Linked DNA regions of Mus musculus: region 1 is linked to region 2. A link is a loop called in an ENCODE intact Hi-C map of the cell type or tissue named here. Cell type or tissue: left cerebral cortex. All regions are shown on one strand. Each heading gives the region's core, and the rest is flanking DNA. Links, peaks and the distances in the headings are about the cores only.

What was found. Peaks named below come from ENCODE experiments on the same cell type or tissue, not always from the same donor. Only the 100,000 strongest peaks of a DNase experiment are listed, where the experiment ranks them.
Region 1: a loop joins it to region 2, with 6 times the contacts of the local background. A loop is called at or near these places in 10 of 42 quality-filtered maps.

The regions. Positions count from the first base shown.
Region 1 is chr1:164,746,968-164,762,926 of GRCm38, forward strand. No RefSeq gene overlaps it. Among named protein-coding and RNA genes, the nearest start is that of Dpt, 42 kb to the right of the region's middle. In left cerebral cortex, for the core only: no CTCF peak of the experiment used is centred there; DNase peaks (open chromatin) are centred at 7,005 and 8,942.
Region 2 is chr1:164,456,079-164,462,990 of GRCm38, forward strand. Atp1b1 (ATPase, Na+/K+ transporting, beta 1 polypeptide) reads right to left here and starts at 2,277. Exons shown (of 6, transcript NM_009721.6): 1 at 1,683-2,277. The coding sequence starts at 1,779. Gm32391 (predicted gene, 32391) reads left to right here and starts at 2,445. Exons shown (of 4, transcript NR_168343.1): 1 at 2,445-3,662; 2 at 6,298-6,520; 3 at 6,679-6,759. In left cerebral cortex, for the core only: a CTCF peak has its summit at 2,340; DNase peaks (open chromatin) are centred at 247, 840, 1,402, 1,629 and 5 more places; H3K4me3 peaks cover 4,452 bases; H3K27ac peaks cover 4,397 bases.

The DNA.
Region 1 (15,959 bases), core at 4,572-9,571, 300 kb after region 2:
AGATTTAATCCTTTTAGACATACAATCTTGATGTAAATACCATTATTATTACCCTTATATTATTATTATATCTGCCATCTCTTACCCCAAATAATCACCAGCAGCAACGTTTCTCATCTGATTTCTTTTCAACTTTTGTGGTCCTCTCTGTGCTGCATGTAAACGTCACCATGGACAATGTCTTGCTGGTTATTTCTGACAGAAGGCGTCCCTTCTACAGGGCCTAGCCAATATCTTCAAGCCAGAGATGCAGAGGAGAACATAGAACTAGCCATGCAGGGAAAGAAGTATAAGGTAGCAGGCTTTCCTTTGGCAACAGTGTGTGACGGGTGAGTAAAACCAAGTCTTGCTGTGGACATCAAAAACAACAGAGGAAAAATTGAGGTGATTATGATCGTGGTTATTTATGTCTGTGAAAAGTACAATGCCTGAACATATGCTTTAATTGTTTAAATATATGAATCTTAAAGCATCCAAGGAAGGGGGAAGCATGCTGTTTGCTTAAGCCAACAAAGAAGGATGAAGTATAGTCATGGGATATTAAACCAAACCAAACCAAACCAAACCAAACCAAACCAAACCAAACCAAACCAAACCAAAACAAAACAAAACAAAACAAAACAAAACAAAAAACCAGGCAGGAAAAGAAAGGAAGGGTAGAAGTAACAGATGAGATATGATGAAGTCGAATCTGTTATATGTCAGAATTACAACCAACAATGTCAATAATCACATTACATGTAAAGATGAATGACAGCCTGATAAAAAAGCAATGTTTTTAAGGTTAGACTAAGGAACGATATACAAACATATACTTCTCATAAGAAAATAGCTTTGAATAAACACAAATGGGTTAAAAGTAAAAGAATGTTAAAAATGTACAATTAATACACTTTGCTAAAATGTAAAACTAAATAGCTACATTAGTATTAGATTTTGTAACAAAAATTACTAGAAATGAAAAGTTCCATTTAATAAAAGAGGAGTTAGCTTAGCAGGAGTATACACAATTAATAAACTTTAATATAATAAATAAAAAGTCACAATGCAGAAAGAGCTTCAAGGATGATAAGAGCTGTAAATAGATATAGACACACCCACAAGCACAGGGACGATTTTCTATAACTGACAGAGCAGGTGGAGAGGGAAGTAGTAGGTAAGGAAGACTTGAACATTTATCAACTGACTCGATCTGATTAGCATTTATACAACGCTCCACCTACATCAAACGTTTATCCAAATGATCATCTTCAAGGCAAAACTATATTCTGAATGAATCGAAGGGTATTTAACATTATATTTTATAAAGCATGCATTATGACTATAGATAAGTTAAAACACTAGAAGTTGAGGATAAGGTATTTCAAAAGCTAGTGACCTCAGGTCTCAATGTAAGAAACTAGGAAAAATAAGATGATGAAGGGAAAGAAAGTGTGCAAAAGGAATGGGGTGAGAAGAGAAATTCACTGAAATAAAGGAAAACAGTGGAGAAAAATAGTAAGTGGAAAAACTGACCTTTCTTGAAGATAATAAAATTGCCTATGACTGATTAGGAGAGAAAGAAACCAATCCTCACTGGAAGGAGAGGAGTTGTGTAGCTTCAGCATCGATAGACATTAAAATGGTAAATAAGGGAAATTTGTCAGCTATTAAGTCAACAAGTTTGACAACTTGGATGAAATGGGATCAATTCTAGAAAACACACAGACCACCAAAGCTTACTCAAGAAATAACACGTAAATGGAATTGCTGTGTATCCATTATGAAAATTAAATTTGCGGCTCTAAATATTTTGTAAAGAAAACTTTTAAACTACACATCTTCACCACATCCATATACAGGTAGTGCCAACTCTATACAGATTCTGTCAAAGAAGCAAAGAGGAGGAAATGCATCCCAACTCAATGATGAGGCCAGCAAGATTCTGAATCTAAAACAGAGAAAGAGAAAAACAGTCATAAGGACATCACGGATATATACTGCTCATAACTAAACTGTTTAAAAATATTGGCTTTTCCAATATTTATGTGTATGTGTGCATATGAGTATAGGTGCCCAGCAAAGCCAGAAGAGGATATTGGATCTTTAGTAGCTGGAGTTATAGGCAGCTGTGAACGACCTAATGTGTGTGGCTGCTGGGAACTGAACTCAGGTCCTCTGCAAGAGCAGCAGGTGTTACTAACCCCGGAGTTATCCCTCCAGCCTCATAAATGTAGGCAAACTCTTCAATTAATCTTGGAGAAAATGACATTTTTATATGAAAAGAGAATACTTTATGAATAAATGTACTTCATCATGAAATGTAACATTGGTTTAACATCTAAATAATCAACCGATGCAATCTGCTATGCAGAAAAATATGAACAAAAATTCAAAGCCCATTGCTTGTTAAAACTCAGCACTATAGTAAGAGAAAATTCTGGTAAGAGACATCTAGAAAAATTCTACAATGAGTAAAATAACACTGAAAAACACTAGGAAAAGTACTGAGGAATAGGTACTGTAACCAGGTTGTTTACATTATACTGAAAGTCCCAACCGATGGAAGGAAGGAAGGAAGGAAGGAAGGAAGGAAGGAAGGAAGGAAGGAAGGAAGGAAGGAAGGATGGGAGGGAGGGAAGGAGGGAGGGAGAGAGGGAGAGAGGGAAGGAGAGAGAGAGATAAAGAAAGAAAGAAAGAAAGGAAAGAAGGAAGGAAGGAAGAGAGAAAAAGAGAGAGAATGAAAGAAAGAAAGAAAGAAAGAAAGAAAGAAAAGACAGACAGACAGACAGACAGACAGACAGACAGACATTTACTCTTGCCAATAATATGCTACTCTTTGTAGAAGTTCAGCAGAATCTTATCAGTAGCTCTGATAATTGAACATAACAGGTTTGCGGGATGCAAAGGTGATACACAAAATCAATTATATTTATACACATTAACCACAAGCAATTGTATATCATAAATTGGCATTTATAGTAGCAAAAATATAAACAATGCAGAGTAATAAAGAAGACAAGAGAGGTCTAATCCCTGCAAACTGGAAACTATACAAACATTCCTAACAGAACTCAAAGAAGATCTAGTAAGATAAGCTATTTTAATGGATTCGGGAATTGTCATGGCTTGGGTATTTGCATCCCTGAAAAGGCTTTGTGTGGCTTGATTGTAAGTTTCTGGATTTCTGGGGTGTGACTGGATTGTAGGAGCTCTAGCTTCATCAGTGGATACATTAGTTGGTTCATAATTTGATGCATTGTTGGAAGATGGTAGAAACCAGGGAAGTAGGTCACTACGGGCATGTCTCTGAAGGGCACATCTTGTTCCTGCCTCTTTCTCTCAACCTCTCTGCCTTATGTCCTCCACAAGTTCATGGCTCTGATTTGCCATGAACTCCCTACCTTATTCTTCCCCACTCTTACACAGGACCAGTGAGATAAGTAGTGATGGATTGAAGACCCTGAAACTAATCCGGAGGAAAGCCTTCCTAAACTGGTACAGGTGTTTTTGTCATCATGATGAAAAATGGCCAACTCCGAGGATTCATTCTTAGATGCCCACTTCCCTACCCACATGTGAGCACACCTAAATAAAAACATGGAGACAGTGTCAGACAGACAATGATGCACCGGGCCTCCCTTATGTAGTCGGTAATTATATATAGTACCCTAGGCACGTAGGACAAAGCTTAGCAGTTTCTTTCAAAACTAAACCCATACTTACAGCTCAGGAAATACAGTCCTTCTCATTCATTCCAGAAACAGGAGAACTTACATATGAAGAAAAATCCATGTGTACAATTGTTGGCCGGTTTATATGTGATAACCCAAATATTGGAGCAATCAAATACCTTTTTGTAGGTGAACAGATGGATGATGAATGTGGCATATTCAAACTGTAGAAGGGTGATCCCAATGGAATATATATATATATATATATACCCTCAAATTTCAGTTTTGGGGTTGTGCATTCTGTGGGTTTGGATAAATATCTATTGACAGCATCTCTAAAATCTTCTATGTTCTATCAATGACTCCTCTTTTCCCTAGGTCCTAGCAACCACTGAACTTTTTACTCTCTATATGTTCACCTTTCCCCAGAATGTTATGATAGTTCGGAATATGTTACATTTTTGATTACCTTCTGTCATGCTTATGTGAAATGTTTATGAAGTTCTGACTTTTTGTGGCATGAAGATTCTTTTTGTTTGGGGCTAGATTATATTCTACCATCTGGGTGTATTGAACTTATTATCCCTTCACCTATGGGACACCAGGTTTCTTCTCAGTCTTGTCATTTCTGAATAATGCTACTTTATCTGTATTCAGGTTTTATATGGCCACACATATTGAACTTACTTAAGTGAGGTCTAAGGAGTGTGATTGTTCTTATAGAGACTTATAAAGTGACTGTACCACTTTATACTTCCACAAGCAATGAACTTGAATCCTGTTGTGTCTCCTCATCATTTGGTGTGGCCAGTTGTTGTTGTTTTTAATCCTAAACACTTTAATTGGTATGAGGTAGTAACTCATTGTAGTTTTAGATCGTGTTTCTATGTCAACATATAGAGAGAGACGATGAGTCAATGAACAGTTTTCAGAGGGAAGGGATGACTGAGGATGGTGGACAGGATGCGTATAAAAGCAGTTGCGTTAGAGGCATTTTTGGAATGATGAACAGTTTGTACTATGTTTGTGGGGATGGTTAGGCAATTCTACATGTGTTGCAAAGATATAAAACTGCACACACAGCGAGGAGATGTTGACACATGCCTTTAATCCCAGCACTTGCAAGGCAAAGGCAAGTAGATCTCTGTGAGTTCAAGGCCACCTTGGTCTACAGAGTGAGATCCAGGAGTTCCAGAGCTAAAACAGAGAAACCTTGTTTTAAAAAAATAAAACAAACAAAACAAACAAACAAAACAAACAAACAAACAAACAAACACAAAACACCAAACAGAAAAACTCAAAAAACAAACACACACACACACATGATGCATGGTTTTATTGGTTCATAATGTGTTAACTCTATTATGAAAATGTTGGGGTAAATAAGTTGAAGGCTCTGTGAATCTATATCACTTTTGCAACTTCCCCTAAATCTATAGTTATTTCAAATAAAAAGGTTTTAAAATGTCAATTGCCCCCCAAATGATGAAGAGATTCCAGAGAGTATTATACAAGGCCCAGAAGGTGTTTTTACAGGAACTAGAATGCTGACTTAGAACTTTAGGTCAAATTCAAAAGAACTAAAGTCATCAATGAGCCCATGCAGAAGATGGAAGAAGTTGGAACATTTAAGCTATCTCACTTACCGTAAATCTACAGTAATACCAAGATGTAGACTGTTGATAAACAGATCAATAAAACGATTCAGAATAAAGCTCACATGTGTATGGTCAGTTTGCTTTTTAGATAAAAATGAAGAGATAATTCAGTGGAGGGAAGAGAGCAGCCATTCCACCAACTGTGCTGCACAATCAGCCACGTACAAGGAAATGAAGTAGAATTGTATCTCAGGAGGACACATGCTTAACAAGAGCAAGGCTTTGCTTCTTACACACACACACACACACACACACACACACACACACACACACACACGCATGCACACCATGTAAACATCCCACACACAGTATGCATGTGCACATTAGTACATGAAACACTTTGCAATCTTTGCAAACTTTCTAGTTTGGGGTTTAGCACCTCTACTGTGCTAATTAATTAATTCATCTAAGAAACTTTGACAAAATGATCACTCTTCTTAACTATTTAATTTTTATTCCTTGACAATTTCACACACATATACAGGGAATTTTGATGTTTTCACCCCCATTTCTTTCTCTCATTCCCCTTCTGTGTTAATTTGAATAAAGTGTTGCACACAAGTCTCAGGGATTTAAATTCTTCATCCCCAGCTAGTGGCTGTTTGGGGAAGATTAGGAGATATGGTATTGCTGGAGGAAGTATGTGACCAGGGGAGAACTAACAGTTTCAAAAGACTCTAGTTCATCAGCTTTCTTTGCTGTCTGTTTATGGATCAGGCTGTGAGCTCTCGGCTTCTGCTCCAGGGCCATACCTGCTTGCCTGCTGCTATGATGTCTGCAATGATGGTCATGGACTCTGAACTGGCTAGAACTGTCAGCCCCAAATACGTCTTTTCTTCTCTAAGTTGTCTTGGTCATGTTGTTTTATCACAGCGATAGCAAAGTACCTAATATATACACTCCTGCTGCTGAAACATTTATTTTATTCCCAAGAAGTCGGCATCCTAAATCTATGCCATTGAGTGTGAGAGCCACTGAGTTTAACTAGGATTGCTTCCAGGAGCCCAAGGTTATTTCCTGGAGCATGAACAGCTTATCTGTGGCTACACTACTGAAGAAAATGATAGTCACCAGCCTTCATTAACTGTCGGTAGTCCCCCGAGGGAGGGAGGGGCCTCATAAGCCCCTCCCTTATCCATGATGGATGGTTCACCAGGCCAATCTTATTCAGATCTTGTGGAGGAAAACACATCTGCCCTGAGTTCATGAAGGCAAAGGCCATGTCAAGTCCAGAAGGCACCTACTGCAGTGCACCCTTCCCATCCTCTGGCTCTGATGGACAGATAATACCGCACTTAAGGCTGAGCATGCCCCTGTCAATCATTTGTAGTGTTCTGACCCGTTATGAGTCTGTATATTAAAATGTTTACCCTTTAATATAAAGTTGCCATAGAGTTGGAGATCAGAAAGACCTCATTTGCAATTCTGGCTTTGCCACAGGCTGACAGTCTTCAGGTAGGCTGCTTAACTCCTTGAAGAGCTCTGACAACCTGTACATGCATTTGTGATACATTTGCTTGTCTAAAGCTGATAGTTGAGTGACATCATATTTTTTGTGTGTGCCACTCTCTTGCCAGGAACACATTAGAGTCAATCAGCATCCAATTGTTACACTTCTGCCTGCCTTGGCTCTAAGAGCAGCATCTGCCTTCACAGTCTGCCTTCCTTCTTCCATGGGGGTTGGTTGGTTTCAGAATGGGATGAGTCAGCATAGTTCCGCACCTCACACAGAGAACTCACTCATTTTCCTTAAACCCCTCAATCCTTTCCAAGCCCATGAGCATCCCTTGGCAGCTCCACACACCACACGCCCATCTGAGAACACTCACCAGGTAAAAGCGAGGCACTTCGGCTCACTCTGAACTTTTCAATACACTGTCAGGGACTAACTCCATGGTGAATACCTCTGAATGCATTGATTTCTTTAGAGCAATTTGATCCCCACAATCCAGAGCTGACTTCCCTGAGGCCAATCAATACATCAATGGAAATATAAATAAATCAAAATAAAACTCTACACCTCTAGAACTCATGTGGACATCATAATATGACTACTATCTAAGACACTCTTTTTAGTCTCACTTCTTTTGTGTGTAGGTTTTCTCCAAAATCAGTAGTCTGTGAGGACAAGAATACTTCTGAAACATATAAATGGCTTAAAACCATCCACAGTTTTTATTTGATGCATTGGTTTTGATGACATAAACAATGTCACACACAGTCATGCTTCTTTTTATTAGATATTTTCTTTATTTACATTTCAAATGCTATCCTGAAAGTCCCATATACCCTCCCCCAGCCCTGCTCCCCAACCCACCCACTCCTGCTTTCTGGCCCTGGCATTCCCCTGTACTGGGGCATATAATCTTTGCAAGACCAAGGGCCTCTCCTCCCATTGATGGCTGACTAGGCCATCCTCTGCTACATATGCAACTAGAGACACAGTTCTGGGAGGTACTGGTTAGTTCATATTGTTGTTCCTCCTATAGTGTTGCAGACCCCTTTAGCTCCTTGGGTAATTTCTCTAGCTCCTTCATTAGGGGCCCTGTGTGCCATACAATAGATGACTGTGAGCATCCACTTCTGTATTTGCCAGGCACTGGCATAGCCTCACAAAAGATAGCTATATCAGGGTCCTGTCAGCAAAATCTTGCTGGCATATGCAATAGTGTCTGGGTTTGGTGGTTGTTTATGGGATGGATCCCCTTACTCATCTCTCACCACCTCAGACACCTCAGAGTTCTTAGCTCAGGTATTTTCTCTTTCTCAGGGATTCCTTTCCTTCTTTTGACTCGACTCATCTGGAAGGTGGAGCCACAGTTGAAGCTACATGTCCTCCATGAAACTTAGAGTTCATGGTATCTGTTTACATTCTCAGCTTCCCATGGCCTTCAGCTGTGGGGCTGGGATTTTAGAAATCCATATTAATCTCTAGCTGTGGGAAGTTGAACAAGGTATTTGCTCTTCTCATCCTATATCATCTGTAACTTCAAAATGAAGACACTAGCAGGACACTCAGGACCATTGTGAGGACTGAACGAGGCAATGCACATGGAAGTTCTTTGCAAATTGAGCCAGGGTAAACAAATAAAATGGTTACTTATGCCTCAAATAGCCCTCATCCCAGATTGCCTTTCTTGTGTGTGGATATGGCTCCTGATTCCTTTTGAGAAATGCTGTGAAGGTCGAGCTGTTTTATCCATCTTTACAACCCCTAACATGCTTTACACATGCAGGCATACATTAGGACATGGAACGGAGAGTATTTAGTATGGGGTGGAGCCGATCTTCTCTTCATTCAGCGAAGCAAATTATCCATCGCTGCATCATTTCTCTATTTAGCCAGCAATCAATACACACATTTGCCCTTACAATGTTTTACTAGAAGATTGCTTTCATGGGGAAGAGGGTGAGTTAGGCCCCCCCCCCCCCGCCACTGTACCCCAATGGGTACCACATGTTCAAAGCCTGCAGAGCAAGTCACCAGCACAATTCATCAAATGATTATAGGAATTCAGGAAACAGCAAGTCCTCATTAAACCAAAATAACAATCCGCAGCAGATGCATGCTCTATTTTCAAACTATGCCCTTGTGTTCTATTACCCCAGAGTTGTGGAGTCAAAGCTTGTAACAGAGTAACTGAGCTGGAAGCCAAAATAGGATGATTGTGCAGCTCTTGTGGAGAAGTCTAAATCGGAATTGCAGATGTTTATAGCCAAAGTCAAGAACATCTTCCATCTGAGGAGGGAACACAGAACTCAACTATTGCTAATGTCATAACTTTAAAAAAGAAGAATAGTGTTGAGATTTTTACTGTGAACCCTTTTATGTAACCACTTCCATTTTTAACTAGTCCTCCTGGTAGACCTGGGCTTCTTCCCTCTTTGTATTCCCAACAGTCCAGTCTCTGCACATCTCTGATTAGCACATTGCACACTGTCTGGGAACAAGATCTACTTACACTTCAATCCAGTTAGACTTAGTTTCTTTCTTTCTTTCTTTCTTTCTTTCTTTCTTTCTTTCTTTCTTTCTTTCTTTCTTTCTTTCTTTCCTTCTTTCTTTCTTTCTTTCTCTTCCTCTCTCTCCTTCCTTCCTTTCATTCTTTCTTTCTCCTTTATATGTATATATGTACATATGTGTGCATATGTGTGCACACACATGTGTATATGTATGCAGAAACCAGAGTCAGACACTGGGTGTCTTCTTCTGTTACTTCTCCGTATTTTTTTTCCAATTCAGGGTCTTACTATATCACTATGGCCTGGAAATCTCTGTACAGACCAGGCTGACCTTGAATTTATAGAGATCTGCTTGCTTCCAGCTCCAGAGTGCTGGGATTAAAGATGAATTGCACTGTTCCCAAGCCAGTTAAACATTCTTAAGAGAGCATAGAGACTGAATTAGTTAAGTGGTGCTAAGTTTGGGCATTGTCCTTGTAGAAAGAAAGGTTGATGTACCACTAGATGTGATTCTTCACTTCTGAAGAGAGTTATGAGTGTAAGTAGACATTTATGAGCCCTTACCATATAGAAGAGCCGGGGCTATGGGAGAGGGGAGAGGTAAAGGGGGTGGGAGATAAAGGCTTAGATTTACCATTTATTTACTTGGCAAAGAACTTTGGGCAAGGCTTTTGATCATTCTGAGTGCCAAGTTTTTTTTTTTTAATTAAAAAATTTATCTGACAAATGATTTGAAGAATGCATGTTATAAGCCAGCTGTTGTGCAAGATGTTAGGGAAACAGTGATAAATGGGATGTGGGCTTTCTTTGAAAATAAGTATTACTTACAGCACGACAGAGATAAATGAATGCTACTTAAGGTGGGGCCAAGATAGAAATGGTTCCATTTTGAAAAACAGCCACTCTAGTCCTGGAAGATCAGGACAGATTTCTGACACAATGGCATTCAAGAGGAGCACATGACGATTCATCATGCCAAGACTAGGAAGGAAGAGGAAGTGAATCAGGCAGAGGGACAAGAAGCACAAACTCCCAGACAGCAAGAGGCAGGGATACATTTAAGGACCTGTAAGCATTTTAGTATGAGCTGTGAGAGTATGCAAGAAGGAGAGACAAGTAGGCGGGTCTAAACGATGAAACATCTTGGTGGTTGGTCATAGAAGGCTGGCTTCCATTCTCAATAGAATCTGAAAAGCCATGAAGGTGTTTTTAACTAGGGAAACTAATCAGTGAGATGATATTTTAGAGATGTAATTATTTTTGCAGGGCAGAAACTGCATTAGAAATAGGAAGGCAAGTTAGGAAGCCGTCAAGAGTCTAGATGCAGAACAAAGACACTATGAGTCAAGACAGTGGTTTCAGAAATAAAAGCAAACCAAAATGTTGGATTCTAGAGACAAGGAGGTGAGGGTGCCAATTACTGTTTGTCACATACTCATTAAACATTGTATACATGTACTAAAATGTCACACTACCCCATAAACATGTACAATGACCATGAGCTGATTAAAAGAGGTTAGATATCACTGTAAGTAAGTAATTAAGTAAGTAATTAACAAACTGAATTTCAATAGAGTGTTGGCAATTGGCTGCTGGCTTAGCAATGAGAAATGTATTTAACGCAACCATCATTGTGACTCGTTTTTTACACTTGATGCGCCCGCGTGTGTGTGTGTTTTCAGACAGCATCAACTAGAGCATTTGCAGTTTTAACCATGCAAACCACAAACACAGACCTCAGCTTCTACCCGTGCTTCCTTTCCCTCTGTAGAAAGAGAGGGTGCTTGTCCTAGAAATGTCAGTTTCTTTCATCGGGCCCTTCAAAACCATTGCCTCAAGAAATTACCACTGTTAACACTACCAGTCCTACATCTCTCTTCCCTTTTCCACAGGATGGGCATCCTCAGGAAGCAAGCACAGAACATCTTGTACACATAAAACATGTTATTGTGTGCTTAGGGATCTATATACCTGTCAGTTAATATTAATAGTTAACAGGAAAGGAAAAAAAATCTATATTTAAGTGTGTTGGAGACACAGAAGAATTATATAATCATGGGAATAAGTTGGGAAAGACTTATGGGGTGAGGGTACCTGTGAAAATAAGCAATCTATGTTGGCTGTTTGTAGGTCTTTTGTTGGTATTTTAAATAAAGTGTTAGAAAGTCTAATTTCATGGAATATAACACCAGTGGCATGTGGTATACTTTGCAAGTAAATCCTTTTATTTTCATATTTCTTGCTCATAGAAAAGGTTATTTTTTTTTTTACTTTGATATGACTGTTCCGGCATGGGAGGAGTTATTACTATAGCAACCACTGCATTTAGCACATGTCCAGCTGGAACACAGAAAAGGTTTCTACCTCTTTAAATAGTAGTGACATGATTCAAGGATGGGAGGCTTCAAAGCACGGTGGATATAGAAGAGAAAGAGATGAAGGAAAAGGAGAAGGGTGGAGGCAGAGATGCATTCAGAAAGATGTGGATAAAAAAACAATCTTTTCAATGACAAATGAACAGACCAATAAAACTTTGCACACATGGGCAGGGTGGGGGGACTTGGAAACATGGAAATGAGTCAGATTTGATGTTCCACATCTACTCAAAGATGCATATTTCACAGGAGTACCCTTCATACCTGCTGGATGCTATGGAAACTCTCCCTGTGTATATGTGACTGCACAAGGCAGACATCAAGTCACACAAGTGACACAGGGACTTAAGAAGGGGTCAGGAAAGCAGAGTGGCCCTACCCATATGGTTTCATTCCAAGTTAGTGTTACATACTCAAGGAGTTCTGGGGACCAAAGGGATAGGTTTGTCACCACCTGGTAAATGAAAAGCCACTAAAATACCAGTTTACATAGGAAATCTACTACTATATACACAGCAGGCTGAGGAATCTTGGAGAAAGGACACTCCCGGTGATGGAAGCCTGTCTTCTCAGAGCAAATCTGCACCTGTTTTCCTCTGAGCACATCTGTTCCCTGACCTGTGCTTTGTTTTCTCTTTATTAAAGTGGGGATGCAGGGGCAGGAGCCAGGGCTGCATCAGTTAGAAGGCTGAAATGGGAACCTGTGAGCACTGAACAAGTTACAATTTCCAACTAGCTTAACAATAAAAAAATTTATTGGACCGTGAAATGGAAAATTTCAGACAGACTGGTGGCTCGTGCCTGTAGCTTCAGTATTTAGAAGGCAGAGCAGAGAGAAGCACTGTAGGGAGGAGAGTGACTACATGGAGACTGGTTGTTGTTGTTATCATTTTGGTTTCCAGACACAAGGCAGTTGCAAATGTGAACACACAGCAGTGTGACAGCATGCCTAAGGTCTGTGCAAGATCATGTCAGATAAAATTCCAGTATGGTGGATGGAGGTGGGGTTCTATGGGAGGGTTGTCAGGAGTCTCACCCCTAACGAAGGCGCTATTAGCAGTTGAAAGTGGGGGAGAGAATCAGTTTTCTTTAAGGAGGAGGCCACCAAGAGGCTATTCCTGTATTAGTAGTAGATGGATGGTCCTGTGTCTTAGAACACACAGGCAAGCGCTAAGTGTACTTTGAGTTTAAAAATGACAAAATTGGGAGGGAGTAATGTTAGGGGGATAAGAGAATGATTAGAAGGGAGGGAATAGGGTGGACTTGATCAAAACATGCACACACACACATACACATTCACACATAGACACATTCACACACACATTCACAGCACTCGCAGAGACACAAAGGCGTGAGCATGCACACACACACTCATTCACACACACATACTCTCACACACACACATAGACACACACACACACTCACCAGTATACACAGTTCTCAAACAATAAAATATAATTTAGACAAAAGCAACTTTAATGTTAGAAAATTCTAGTAGGAGCGGTGCCTGGAAAGACAGCTCAAGGGTTGAAGACTCTCTTCCATCATGCTGAGGAAATCATTTCATTCCGTCTCTGATGAGGGACTAAAGGATGGAATCAGGGAAGATATGTGATCAGATCTATGTTTCCCTCAGGTAATCAACCTGGAAGAAAAGATGAGGGTTCTAGGTGATAATGTTTTGTGTTGCTAGATAAGATAGTAGTACTAAACCTACGGAAGCTATTGGAAGGAGGAGGAGCATATTGGGAGAAAAGGCAGTTACCCCAGGACACCCAGAGATGTAAATGTTTTTGGGAGACACAGGTCTTTGCTTCCCATTGTACTCAGGAAGGGGTGTGGCCTTCAAACATTGCTTGTGTAATTGTCCCCCCTTTTAAACTTACATGTAGTATTAAACTGGAGGATTTAGAAGCGGTCTTATGATATTCAGAAGAAACATGTTTGTTGTTTATACCTTGGCTACCCCTTTAATGTCTGAATTTATTCTCTAAAGTGTTCTTTAGGTAAATCGTTGAGCCAAGTTTCCCCCTGTCAGAAAATGACATTTCTCCCAGGAAGTGATGTTCACTGAATCACCCAAAGTCTTCTTAATTTATCAGAGATTCTCCATCGTGGCTCAACAAGCCAACCAGGCACTCTTCAGTCCCTTGTTGGGGAGTGGTCTGCACATGGAGGAGGTGATGTCAGTCTGCCCTGGTAGCCCTATGAGCTAATGTTTCTTGGAAAATGGTCATATTTCCATGCTGCCATTATTCCGAGTTCCTCAAACTTCTTGGGTGAATTCTATCTAGATTTAATTTGTGCTTTGTTTAAAGCATAAATTAACTTGGAGCTCCAACTTGGAACACATATCATTTGTGGATGGACCGTGACAGCTGTAGAATGTGTTCCTTCTGGAACACAGGAGACTGGAGATAGGACTTGAGTCTTGACCCCTGTGCATAAATTTCTGGATCAACTGCTGGCCAAGCCATTGCCCAAAAATAGAATCATTAAATAGCCATCATAGGAGACAACTAAAGCAATCAGACTGGAATGGATATGCTGTCTCTTTTTGAGTATTTAGATGACTGAATTGGATCTTATACTATGTAGACACTTCTCCTTTAAAAGCTTAAATGATATCTGAAATCTACCTACTTAAAGGGCTCTTCTTATTTATCATACTTGATATGTAACTAAGTTAGTATTGACATTCAGGTTAAGTTTATAAAGATGTGTGGGAGGTCACATATGAGTATCCCATCTGCTCACCCCATCATTCCTTTTATTAATTTAGACATATATCCCAATTTGTTTTGGGCCACCTACTGTTTCCATGCTACTCATGAAGACAATTATAAAACACAACTCTCACCTCAAAGAAACTAAGATTCGACTTATTCTTGGGCCAAATATGAGTCACCATGGCCTGGAAATAGGAATTTAGGTTTCTTCTCCAAATACGTTCAACGGTTGAAACAATTTCATGAACTTTTTATAGCTACAGAACAAAAGAAAGTCATAAGTCAAGGTTTCTTTAGTTTGCTTTCTTTTCAAAATCCTTCAATGACAACATCAGGTGGGCAGGTTTAGCACAGCAAAGACATCTCTGCTGTAGGTTCGAGATGTTGTGTGGTATTGGTGGAAACTAGTGAGATATGAACACCCCAAAGGTCTCATGTGATGTCAGAAAGATGTTAGGTCAAATACACAGGTGGGCAATAAATGGCTATTAAGGAGCTAATGAGAGCCTGAAGTAATTTAATTATTGGCTTTCAAAATCTCAACAATCTATTATCATACAGTTCCAATCACTCAACCAGAACTACAGAGTCTAACATAAGTATGACTCTATCCCCTGGGGAATATTTAGTTCTTAGCACTATACAATCAAATAAACATGACTTTTCTCTCTTAAGAAACTTTGAGGAACTAAAAAGTCTTAATATGTAGCATGAAGTATTATGTTCAAGTTGCTAAGAATGTGAAGATAGCTGAGGAATAGATAAAAGACAGAGACTAAAAAAGAATCCAAAAGTGACAATTTCCATGTTCTTCATTAATATATAAGCTTTGGGACCCTAAGGATGGGATGAAAGTCACTATTGATTAAATTTTACAGGGTTGATATAGTTTTATGTTTTGTTTTGTTTGGAAGGGTTTTTTTTGTTTTTTGTTTCTTGTTTTTGTTTTGCTTTGTTGTTGAAACATGGAGAGAACGGTAGAAAAACAACCAGGAATTCTAGGTCATATGGAAAAATGAGTAAATGTTTGCCTTAATCTTGTGTCTTTTTTTTTCTTCTGTTGCACACACTGGCAAACTTGCCACATCTGCTTCTTTCACCCTGCCCGAGTTATTTCCCTGCTGTCCACCAGGAGGCCTGGGCATGGCCTAGCTCAGAGGAACCTTTCCTCACCAAGGGGATAGTAGAAAGATCCAGAAGTGCATGAGTAAGGCCTTTTATAAGCACCTAGTGTTCTGTGGCTGTTTGGATTAGTGTGTTTGCATTGGTATGTGTGTATTTATCTCTTACTGTAGCTATTATGAAATAAATATAATAAATTATTATGTGACTTCTCTCCTTTCAGCTATCAAATATGAAAAGAGAGACAACCTTCTCCTTTGTAGGACAGAATGGTGGTGATTTTGTTTAAGAACAAGATTCATGATTAACTTCAAGCCTTATTCAAACTCTTCCCACTGTTGTGAGGAGAAAAATCCATTCATCTACTGTGGTCTCGATCACTAGGTTCTCATCTTCATTTAAAGGACTCTGCATCTAATTTCAGTCACCATCAAGATAATAACTGTAACCAGGAGTGAAGGA
Region 2 (6,912 bases), core at 1-5,000:
GCTGTCCCATTAAATGTCGCTTTAAAGAACAAGCTGTTCCATACTGCCTTCCTTACCCTCTAAAGCAAATATTATTCAAAGAAGGAGTGTGAGATTGGAATGAGGAAAAGAAAGATGTTTTAAGAAGTGGAAAAACACTAGAGGGCAAATTTCACAAGGTCCCTGGCGTCAGTGCCACCCCCTTGGTCCTGTGATGCTGCTGCAGGGGCCAGACCACCAGGGAAAGCAGCCCTAGCCAACGTGGGAGGAGGGGCCAATTCCGCAGTGCACCTCCTAGGCCTCCTAGCTGAGTTACAAAGAGTTGCTAGGAAATAGCCCAGGCTGGTCATCCTTTACAAACCTCACATCTCTTCAGGTCTCTCCTTCCACGTTACAGAAACACGGGTATGCTACGGGCATACTCCCATGGAAGGACAGTCTCCACAAATAAAATGGAATATAAGGCGAAATAAAAAGCCATCCATTTAAGACTCCATTTTCCCATGGCTCAGGGATGCCTATGCTCCCTGGTAATACCGTGGAATGAATGAGGCGTCACCTTCATAACCTTGAAGAATGATGCATTATTAACCCTTTATTTTTGAGAGGCTCCCTAACTGCATTTTTTTTTTCTTTAGGAGGAAAAAAAATCATACATCCCAGCTTCTTCCTTTTCAAAATGTCAGCCAAGCGCTCTTTTCCCTGACTCATTCTCCAGTCTATTTCCATAGACCCTCCCCACACAGGAACGCAGCATCGCATCGTTAGTTTTCAGGGTTCCCTTAGTTCCTGCAATGCTGCTGCTATAGGGGTGGGAGGGGGAAGGAGGCGAGAGAGAAGGTAGAGGAGCTGGTGGTGATGGTGATACTGGAGAAGGAGGGGGGCAGTGATGCAGCAGAGGGGAGTTCCCTCCCTCCCTTCCGCAGTCACGACTCATGGATTTGTCTACAACTATGCCCTTCAAAATGACCTTAAAAAAAAAAACCTAGTACCTTTCCAGTGTAAGGAGGTAAAAAACAAACACGGTATGTAATTTTCAATGGGGTATGAGGGGGAGTCCAGCCAAGGAAGCAACAGGCTGCATGAAATGCTCTAATATAACCTGTTTCTTCGTTTGTATCATGAAGAGCTTAAAAACACCATGTCTAGCCAAGGCTTAAAAAACGAGCCATGAATGGAGCTCACTGGGCCATTTCTGGGCTGTGATGACTGCAATGTGTGAGGACTGCAGTGTGGATGCATTTCTTCTCCCCGTTCCTATCCATTCTAGATACATTTCTAGACTGGAAGAATGATGCTATCTATCGCAGCATCGTCTGCATTAGAACAGGTACGCTCGTGAGTTCTGCTCACGGCCCCAAATCTCGTTTTTCTAAGGTCTTGGGAGATGGAAAGGGAGGGTACATACATAGGCTCCTGGAACCTGACCGAATTTCCCAGGAGGAAAGGCTTAGGAAACGAAGATCCCTACCATACCCAAAACCCTAGCTCCAGCTCCCCACCCGAGGCGCATCCTGGGGACCCCCCACATTTGTCACTGGATGCCAAGCCCAGGGCCGCACGCTCCTAGCAGCTCCTACCACCCACTCCCTAACACCCTGGTCAGCCCCGCGGGCGCCGAACTGTCCGCAGTGCTCGCGTACAGACGCGCCTCCTAAGAAAAGCCAAGGCGCCGACGGCAGAGCCGCGGAGCGCGTACTTACACCAACTACCACCGGTCCTGCCCAAAAACTCCTTCTTCTCCGAGTTCCAGATGAATTTCTTCCAGCTGCCTTCCTCCTTGGCTTTTCCGCGGGCCATGGTGTCTGCTCAGCAGTGGCGGCCGAGGCCGAGGGAGGGCGAGTGCGGCGCGCGCCCTGGGCGTCCTCGCGGCGGCTGCTCGGTGTCCCCGCGGCCCGGCTCTGTCTCCGAAAGCGAGACGCGCCGCTGCCGCTGCGGCTCTCCGAGTGCGAGGCGCGCCGCGGAGCAGCCTAGGCAGAGCGGGAGGAGGGGGAGGTGCGGCGGGGGCGGAGGGAGGAGGGACGAGGGAGGAGGGCGCGCGCGGGCTGGGCGGCTCCGAGCCCCGCACCTAGAGGTGGGCGCGCGGCCGCTCTCGGGCTTTCCCCGCACTCCGATCGCCTTCCGGGGGGCTCAGCGAACCCCGCAGCTGCTGCTTCAAGCTGTAGCTGCACCACTCTGCTTGCTGTGACCTCTGGCGAGATGGACCAGGGACAAGGAGGGAAAGTCACCGGGAAGGGCGAGCGGAGTGGAGCGCGGGCTCGGCACACGGGCGCGCAGGCCAGGAGCCGAGAAATTGGCTGAGGGCGCACGCCCTACCTTTACTATATACCGCGCCTCCACCATCCGTAGCTCCGCCTACCGGCGGCACGGCAAGCCAATCGCCAGCGCCGAGAAGGCGGGGCCTGAGCCCCCGAAGGGGCGGGCGCGGGGCCCCGCACAAAGGAGCCGGCAAAGCTAAAGGGGCTGGCACCGCAGCAGGGGTGCGGAGAGGGACTGGGGGCGGGTGAGTACTGCTCCCGCAGCTCTGCTGGCCCTCTCTCTGCCCCGAGCTGTGCCTGGACAATCCTCCTCGTCCTCCCGGCCCCCGCTCGCCAATGCTGTGGCCTGCACCTGCATCGCTCTCTGGGAACCTCGGAGACCTCAACTCCTTCGTACTGGTCTTACCCCTTCGTACTGGTCGGGGTTTACTGCAGGTCCACCTCCCCTAGGCCATGGCCAGGTGGGGGAAGGTCACTCCAGGACGCTAGTGACTCTGCCCAGCTCTGCTCCGCCTCTCTGCTTATGCACCTGCCGCCCCCTCGCACTCTCTGCCACTGCGGTTGCAGTTCCGGCCCGTCCCTCTTCTGCAGGCCAGCCCAGCGGGCAGCCTCGGTTCCTGACTCCTGGTCTGTGCTTGTGGGCGGCCTGAACCACCTCAATCCGGACAATTGCCAAACCCACCCTGGGCTGTAGCTGGGAACCGGTTGTGGCTCCTGCCAGTCTAGACCCCGGGGAACAATTTATGCACGTGACCCAGCCACCTAAGACTCTCCTGGCCCAGGTCTGTGGCTGGTATTCCCATTGGCTTACTGTTCTGTCTCACTGGGGGCACCCCTACCCTATACTGTAGAATTCTTGGAATGACAGAGCACTTGGGAAGACCCAGCTCACATGTCAAGATGTCGCAGAGCACTGTGTTGGACATGACCATTCTTTCCATCCTTGTTGGCTGAAAATCCGCCCTTATTTTCATCCACCGAGCCCCTGAACAGCTTTCCACACAGCTCTTATGGTGATGACACAGCAGAAAACATGGCGAGGCTTCTGCAGTGGCTGCAGAAAAGCCTGTCCCTGGAGCGACCTGGCCGGTCGCGCAAAGAGCTAGCTTCTTATCAAAGACCTTCCCAACACAGAGATGGGTTCCCAAGACACCCTGCCATTTTCAAGGTCAATCTTGCAGGCCCAAGGACAAAACCGAAGGGATGCAAAAATGAGCTTTTTCTCATTAATCCCACTTGCAAGACTGAAGAAAACCTTAAAATACCCAAAATTCAGGGGAGACATAGCAACTGAGTCTCATGGAGTCCACAGGGGCTGCCGACCCACTGTGTCAAGGACAACTGTGAGAGCAGCTTGTTGAGAAAGAAGTCACTCTGCTTTGCCCCTGCAGCGTTTATTTTGGAAAAAACCCAAGTTTGTGGTTGGTAAGCTATTAGAAGAGACTGTACCTGTAGATTTGATGCCACTGTCTCTAGGCAGAACTTACATTGTGGAGGGGATTCCGCAGACCAGACCACTGGGAGGTGTGTGTGTGTGTGTGTGTGTGTGTGTGTGTGTGTGTGTGTGTACCTCATATATATATGAGGGAGGAAACCCCGTGGGCAGAATCAGGAAAAAAAAAACCATAAGGAATAAGTAGGGTGTAAGTAGCTTCAAAAGGGATGAGACTTGGCTGGAGTTTGATGGTTTCTGCCTATAATCCCAGACTGGAGATAGGCAGGAGGATTACACATCTGAGGAAGAAAGAAAAGTGAGTAAGAGGACTCTTAAGACTGATGCGGTGACCATTCCTCATAGCCAGTGTACCTCAAACCCCCAGAACAGTTTGCAAACAGTTCATCGTGGCAGGTTTTAAATCAGAACTTTCTTTACTATTGAGAAAGAAAGAAAGAAAGAAAGAAAGAAAGAAAGAAAGAAAGAAAGAAAGAAAGAAAGAAAGAGAGAAAGAAAGAAAGAAGAGGAAAAGAAAAAGGAAAGGAAAGAAAAGAAAAGAAAAGAAAAGAAAAGAAAAGTGCTGCCCCTTAGCTGTCGACTTGTATGATAAATGCCAGTTATACTGGGAGTGGGGAGTGGGAGACAAGCTTGCTTGACTTTCTTGCCCTTGCCCGGTCTTCCTTGGGTAGATTTCTCCCCTTCTCAGGTGAGTTCCTCAGCTCTGCGCAGGTCAGGCATGCAGGGCCATCGCAGCATCCCCCTTTAGGTTCCTTAGAATCATCCCTGTTCCCACCAGAGCTAGTGTTGCCATGGGAGAACATGATCTCAGCCCACTTATGTGGGACCCATTTCTGTCTCTGGCTCACCTCAAGCTCCACCTGCCCAGCCAGTCTCCACCATCTGGAGCTGTCTTATGCATTTCACCATCTTCCCATCTAGAGCAGCCCTGGGAAAACCGAGACAGAGAGGTATTCACATTCCCCGCTTCCAGGTCTGCCAGCTTCTCCACTTTGGTCAAGGCGCTTGTTCACCAGGGCTGTTCCCAGGGCTGTAAAATTAGAGTGATACATTGTAGCCAGGATTAAAAGAAGGATGTGGGAAAGTGTTAAGCACAGTGCCTGGTGCATAGCAAAAGCTATTAAGTAGCTAGCTTAACTATGATTCCTTCCACGTGACCTTGCCTAACCTTGAGGCTATTGGTATGACTTTATGACTGACCATCTTAACTGTGATACTTAACTAGGACTCTGAGTTCACCTGGAAGGTCACCCTGACTAATTCCCCACCCTCAATGCCACCTTTTCCCTCTCTTCCCAACGTGCTTCCTGCTCTATGACCTCGGCTAACTCAAGTAATGAATAACTCAAGCACATAATGTCCCTTTGGAGTGTACTGGGCTGGGCTTTTGTTCCAGGGCCCCTTCTGTGAAGGGTGCTGTACCAGCAGGTTGAAATCGAAATGTGTGTGGTTCTCGAGAGGGAGGGGTGCCTCCAGCAGGTGCAGCACACAGCTGGGTGTGGACCAACCAAGAGCGCTGTTCCCGCAGTACCTGTGCAAGTTCACTGGAGAAAGAGTGTATTCAGCTCAGTATAAGGGCTCAAGGAGAGAACAACTGTCAGACATCTTTCTGTGCTGGCTAGGGAAAAGAGATGGTTCTGGTATCCTATGATTGGTTCTGCCCAAGGTTAATATTCTGTGTGGGTGGACAGAGGTGAAGCATTAAACAGACTTGACAGCCGAGAACTGACTGGGGCGGGGCGTTATCCAAGTGAGGATAACAGATTCCAACTCCCGAAAACAGCCAGTTGCATTTGTAGTTGATAGAGCATTTACCTGGGGGGCAGAGACAGGGTCCAGCAGGTAAAAGCAGGATGAGATAGATATTCCTGACTGCAGCAAGATGGCCATCCAGAAACGGGGTTGAGAAGACGAGACTGAACACATCACCTATAAGATTCTTCTGCCCCTAGCCAGGGAGACTAAAATGGAGGTGCCCACAAAGGGAAGAGTGCGACTTGGCAGCCTGCTTGAGAGAACCAGAGCCGAAAACAGAACTCCCTGGAGCAGTCAGCTCTCTAAAGCCCTCTGGCAAACAGAATGCACTCAGGCTCTGCAGAGGCTGCGGAAGGCTGAGCTGCCAACCCCACGTTCACACACTCACACACGTGCTCACACACAGCGGGGTTCTTTTCGGCCAGCCCCGGAGTATTTTAAGTACAGAGTGGAGGGGCTGAGGGGATGAGTGCCGAGGTGACTCATCCTGGCAGCAGAAGCTGTGTGCACTGCAGAAGAAAATGGCTCAGTGGCAGGCCGTGGGGGAAAGCAGCTGGGGTGTACAGTTCTGCAGTTGGAGGGCTTGGGAAAAGGCTGTGGACCGGTCAACGTGGCTGGACTGTAAGTGGACAAGAGGCAGGGTTGAATACCCTCACCATCTATCAAGAAGGACTCCTGATTAGTCCACAGGGTGTCACTCTGCTTTATAATGGTTGCCTCATGGTTACTAGAGAAACTACTCTCTGAGAGGGATCCGGTTTCAGACACCTTGAATGGGCAAATGGAGACTAATAGGCACTGTCCTCCACTGCTTCCATTTGTGGTCTTTTCGACACGTTTCTATATCCCTAGGTCTGGAATGGAGTCTATGACCTATGTGAGGAGAGTATGAAAATAACAAATAGAGACCCTGTAGCCTAAGGATCAAGATTCTAGTTATCCTCATAGTCCAGAGGGTCGGACAAGAGGACCAGAAGTTCAAAGTCATCTTCTGCTGCATAAATCTGAGGCTAAGCTAGCTCCATGAGACCTTGCCTCAGAACCCCAAAGAGACCTTTTCAACCTAGCTTCTTTGGTAAGTTGTATTTTTCTTACCTTTCTTTGGAGGCCCAGGACGTTGCTTGGCTTGGAAACTGGAAGATAATTTTCTGCTGTTCTGTTTTCTAACTGATGAATCCACAAGACATCTGTGTATTGAGACAAGCTAAGCTTCTCCATCTCCTTCCATCTTAGGGCCTATATGGTGGAGGTGGCCGCAACCAAGAGAAAACGATATATAGAGAATGGTGTTGGCTTTGTTCTGGCAAAACAGAGGTGAGTGGTGTCGCCAACAAGTCATGACTCACCCATATGTTTGGGAGACCCGTGGGTTACTGGTACCAACTCTCTGGAGCTTTTGGAGGACCGAAGCTGCTCCTTCACACCCCAGTCAGGGCTGGACTGATTGAATTCCTCTAGAGTATCTGC